Linked DNA regions of Homo sapiens: region 2 is linked to region 1. A link is a contact called in ENCODE Hi-C or POLR2A ChIA-PET data. All regions are on one chromosome and are shown on one strand. Each heading gives the region's core, a stretch centred on a gene start or an enhancer-like site at or near the end of the contact. The rest is flanking DNA. Distances are from core to core; before and after follow the strand shown.

The links. A loop is a pair of places that touch in the nucleus more often than their neighbours do. ChIA-PET counts read pairs that join two places held with the same protein, here RNA polymerase II (POLR2A).
Region 2: a map of HepG2 shows a loop between it and region 1 (24-fold over the local background). The contact joins two enhancer-like sites. A Hi-C loop is called at or near these places in 1 of 168 maps with a recorded cell type or tissue (HepG2). POLR2A ChIA-PET finds 5 or more read pairs at or near these places in 4 of 52 experiments (HEK293T, IMR-90, WTC11 and 1 more).

Annotation. Positions count from the first base shown.
Region 1 is chr6:138,784,838-138,787,580 of GRCh38, forward strand. It overlaps CCDC28A (coiled-coil domain containing 28A), which reads left to right. Exons shown (of 6, transcript NM_015439.3): 4 at 390-544. Among named protein-coding and RNA genes, the nearest start is that of ECT2L, 9.9 kb to the right of the region's middle. Within about 2 kb of position 1,344, at least 2 of the 41 ENCODE cell types and tissues checked have a DNase peak (open chromatin) inside an H3K27ac peak, as active enhancers do.
Region 2 is chr6:138,833,664-138,836,363 of GRCh38, forward strand. All of the region lies in intron 4 of ECT2L (epithelial cell transforming 2 like), which reads left to right. Among named protein-coding and RNA genes, the nearest start is that of ECT2L, 39 kb to the left of the region's middle. Within about 2 kb of position 1,273, at least 4 of the 41 ENCODE cell types and tissues checked have a DNase peak (open chromatin) inside an H3K27ac peak, as active enhancers do.

The DNA.
Region 1 (2,743 bases), core at 94-2,593:
CACGCACCACCATGCCCAGCTAATTTTTGTATTTTTAGTAGAGACTAGGTTTCACCATGTTGGCCAGGATGGTGTTGATCTCCTGACCTCATGATCCACCAGCTTCAGCCTCCCAAAGTACTGGGATTACAGGCGTGAGCCACCACGCCTGGCCTGAAATATTTCCCATATGATTTTCTTTAGTACCCAAGGTCATTTCTTAAGTGGGTCATTGTTTTCCTGGTCAGAAATTTGATTTGTTATTAAACACAGAAAATATTAATGATTATCTAATTTACAGAAGAAAGAAAACCTGTTTCTTTTAGAGCACCTAGAGTTTAAGTGTTTTTACTCAATGCTGTTAGTTTGAACTGTCCTAATCATTATTAATGTTCTGGAATGTTCCCAAGGAAATGAATGTTCCATTGAACAGATGGAACATGTTCGGGGAATGCAGGAGAAATTAGCTCGCTTGAATTTGGAGCTCTATGGGGAGTTAGAGGAACTTCCTGAGGATAAGAGAAAAACAGCCAGTGACTCCAATCTGGATAGGCTTCTGTCAGATGTAAGTGTAATTCTTTTTCTTTGTTCTTTAAAAAAAAATTTTTGTTGCGAAAAAATGTACCTTTTGAACTATTTTAATGTATACAATCACGTGGTTGCTAGCGTATTCACAGTGTTGTGCCGATCGCTGTTGAATTGCGGAACACGTTCACCACCCCAGAAAGAAACCCTGGACCTCTCAATTCTCTCCTCATCCCCTAGCAACCCCTAATCTACTTTCTGCCTTTATGGATTTGCCTATTGTGGACATTTCATATCAGTGGAATTATGCAGTATGTGGACTAAATGGATTATTTTACTTAATGTTCAAGTTTCATCCATGTTGTAAAAACTTTACTCTTTTTTTTCAAGAAATGTATTCCAACAAAGTTATCGTATTTACATCTAAGCATGTATTCTCAGAATACAGATGCTGGCAAATCTGAAAGCAAAATATTTGCTTCTGTACAGATATAATAAAATCTTAAGATATAGAAGATAGTGGTGAAAAAGACCTTTCCTGATATGATTAATACATTTTGTGTTATTTACTCAGGTGGCGGTTACTTGTTTTTAAAGGCAGAACGACATTTGCTATTTCTGCTAATTGAGTACATTGCCATATGTATTACTTTGCCAGGGCTGCCAAAACAAAGTACCACAGACTGGGTGGCTTTAACAACAGAAATTTATTTTCCCACAATTCCGGAGGCTAAAGTTGGAGCTCAGGGTGGCAGGGTTGCTTTTTTCTGAGGCCTCTCAGTTTGTAGTAGCCGTCGTGTTCACATGGCTTCTTCCTCTATGCCAAGTGTCCAACTTTGCTTTTCCTGCCAGTCACATTGGATGAGAGCCCACCCTGATGACCTCATTGTGACTTAATTACCTCTTTAAAACCCCTGTCTTCAAATCTACTCACATTCTGAGATACTGGGGGTGAGGACTAAGACATGAATTTTGGAGGGTACACTGTTTAGCACATAACACAAAGTATGATTGTTACACTGAGAAATGTTAATTAAATTTGCCTCTTTAAATCCTTTTTGGAACAAAAATAAATAAAAATTGAATTCAACACACGTTAGTTTTAGATTCCCTATTAACTATTGACAAAAAAGGGTTAATTTCTACTGTTTTTCTCTCTTTTGAATAAGTAAATGTGAGGGAACTTGTATGCCAATACTTTCACTATTTCGAGTCTATAATCTTTTTATTTCATGTCTGTCTTACTCAGTCTTGCAAGTATTTCCATTTACAGTTCATGGTTTGTTTTTTTGAGACAGGGACTCACTTTGTCACCCAGGCTGGAGTGCAGTGGCGCCATCTGGGCTCACTGCAGCCTCAACTTCCTGAACTCATACGATCCTCCTGCCTCAGCACCCCCAAGTAGCTGGGACTATGGGCACATGCCACCACGCCCAGCTAATTTTTTTATTTTTAGTAGAGATAGGGTTTCACCATGTTGTACAGGCTGGTCTTGAACTCCTGGACTCAAGTGATCCGCCCACCCTGGCCTCCCCAAGTGCTGGGATCACAAGTGTGAGCCACGGTGTCTGGCTTTACCAGTTCATGTTTTACATTTTTTTCCTCTTAACAGATAATAAGTATAACTTGCTATACATTTAGGAGAATAACAGTGGTATAGTGAAAAGAACGCCGAATTTGAAACCAGAAAGGCTTCGTTTAGTTCAGCATTTGCATTTGGGTTATAACTGAACAACACTGAGCCATTTAGTTAACATTTTTGTAATTCACATGTTTCCTTCTGTAAGATAAAAATGCTGTAGTCTAAATGTTTATGTCCTCCCCAGAAAGCATATATTGAAATCTTAACTTAGAAGGTGATGGTAGGAGGAGATGGGGCCTTTGGGAGGTGATTCAGGCAAGAATGTGATTAATGTCCTTATAAAAGAGGCCCAAGAGAAACCTCCTACCCCTTCTACCATGTGAGGACATGGGGAGAAAGCCCTCCTGTTTCATGAACAGGAAGTGGTTCATGCCCTCCCCAGACACCAGATCTGCTGACTCCTTAATTTTGAACTTTCCTACCTGTAGAACTATAAGAGGTAAATTTCTATTGTTTATAAGCCACCAGTTTATGGTGTTTGTTATAGCAGCCCAAACAGACTAAGACAAGGGGTGATGAATTCTACCTCATATAGAAAATTGAGTGACGTGAAATCTTTTTGTAATCTATGATGGTTTTAAAGATTTTGATCATTAA
Region 2 (2,700 bases), core at 23-2,522, 49 kb after region 1:
TGGTGGCATGCACCTGTAATCCCAGCTGCTCAGGAGGCTGAGACAGGAGAATCGCTTGAATCCAGAAGGTGGAGGTTGCAGTGAGCAGAGATCACGCCACAGTACTCCAGCCTGGGTGACAGAGCAAGACTCCAGCTCAAAAATAAATAAATAAATAATTAAAAAAAAATGCACCAGGGACTGAAACTGGGGTATGAACAGCACCCAGACCCTGACCAAGCCATAAAAGTGTTTGTAAAGAAGCCACCCGACAAGGCTTAGAGGTGCTACCTAGGCAACCAGAAAACAGGGACCTCTGCCAAATCCACTCTCCCCTCCACAGGCCTCTCTCCAAGCTGTTCTCCTAGTCATTTTCATCACAATTTTGGCAGCTTCTACTTCTTATCAGAAATTTAAGAGCAGATAATTAAATTCAAGTCCCACATTACTAAGCTTTGTTATTTTTGCAAAGTACACATTGTACATTCAGTGGCACACTGCAAAGCATTATCATGAATTATTTAAATGACACCATCCTCGTCACAATAAATGAGCAAAACACATTTTTTCACTGTCTCCTTACATGTTGTTATTTCTCTTCACAGATTTCTTACTTTGCAACATTAACTAAAATGTGATGAGCCCTGCAATGTCATTACTACAAACTACCCTACCTTAGTTCTGCTGATCATGTATTTTTTTTTAATGTGACGGAAGCATTTTTCTTTCTTCTTAAGATTCATTATACTCAAACGTGTCCTTGTAGCAGCATAGAATAGGAACAAATATAAAACATGTATAACCAAGGTTTACTTTTGGAAGTAATTCATATTCAATTCTCCTTTGCTCTGCTGGGATGGAACAATAGATGCTGTGAGGTGGGAAGGTAGTAGACATGAAAATCTAAAGATACTGAGACCCTTCTTTGGAAAGGAGGCCGGAAACATCTCTGTTTTGCCTCTTATTTTATTACTGTATTTTATAATTCCAAGTAAATGAGAGTAAAACTTATCTCAAAGGCTAGCAAAATGATCCTGAAGTCTAACTCAGGCAATGAGGACAGTAATTCATTAGAAATTAACTGTTCTTGGCATTGTCACAGTCTTGTTCAGCTTGAATGTTAATCTCTAAGGAAATGACAGTTATTACCTGTGCTTTATTGTTGATACTGACAAGATCCTCAAGTGACACTTCTGTCTGTGGATACTACATGCTACCAGTACAGGCCCGGCTCCATTCTTTGCCCCCGTTTACACACACACACACACACACACACACACACACACACACACACTCTCATTCTCTCTCTCTGTCTCTTTCCTCACAACGGCCTGCCAACAGGTTCATTTTACGCCACTCTGTTTTGTCTCAGGATGTGACAAGGCTACATGGACAGGGATCAAAAAAACAGCAGTGACTTAAGGCCAGGGGAGGAAGAACACAGAAAATAAATCGTTAAAACTTGGAACTGAAGCAAACTTAAAAAAAAAATTTTAGCCACTTAAAAAAAACTTTTCATTTTGCAATAATTTTTAACTTACAGAAAAGTTGCAAGAATAGTACAAATAATGTCTTTATCCCTTTCACCTGGACTTCCTCATTTAGTTAACATTTTAATAGTTATGGCCAGGCGCAGTGGCTCAAGCCTGTAATCCCAGCACTTTGGGAGGCCAAGGCAGGCGGATCGCTTGAGCTTAAGAGTTCAAAACCAACCTGGGCAACATAGTGAAACCACATCTCCATTAAAAATACAAAAAAATTAGCCGGGTATGGTGGTGCATGCCTGGAGTCCCCAGCAATTTGGGAGGCTGAGGTGGGAGGATTGCTTGAGGCCGGGAGGCAGAGGTTGCAGTGAACTGAGATTGCGCCACTGCCCTCCAGCCTGGGTGACAGAGCCAGGCCCTGTCTCAAAAAAAAAAAAAAAAATAGTTAACAGTTTAATAGCTAACATTTTACCATTTTTGCCTTATTATTTAGAATCACTTGAGAGTAAATTACGAACATGATGCCCATTACCTTAAGTGTGTCAATGTGTGTTTCCTAAAACACAAGGACACACTGCTGAAAAATCAAAGTACATCCAGCATTACCAGGAAATCAGCACTGATACAATACTACATCCACCCTGCAGACTCCATTCCCATATTCCTGATTGCTCCAGCAATGTCCTTTATAATCACCCTTTTCCATTTGGTCCAGAATCCAGCCCAGGGTTATCTACTGTATTTAGTTTCCATGTCTCTAGATCTGCCTTCAATGTGGAGCAAATGCTCAGGTTTTCCTTGTCTCTTATGACTTGATACTTTTGAAGAGCACAGGCCTGCTGCTTTGTTGAATGACCCTCGATTTCTGGTTGGGTGATGGTTCCTCAAGATTACGCTCAGGTTATGCCTTCTTGGCAGGAATAGCGCGGAAATGATGCTGTGTTCTCAGTGGATCGCGTCGGGGGGCATAGCATATCAATTTGTCCCATAGCTGGAGATTACATCCCTTGGTTAAGATAGCTAATTAAGTATTTTGTACTTAATTTATATTTAATAAGCAATTTAAAAGTATTTGATTAATTTTAAAGTAATCAAAAACTATTCTATGTAAATATCCTGTTTCTTATCAAGCTTTCACCCACTACTTTTAGCATTCATTAATCTTTTTTTTTTTTTTTTTTGAGATGGAGTTTTGCTCGTCACCCAGGCTGGAGTACAGTGGCGCGATCTCGGCTCA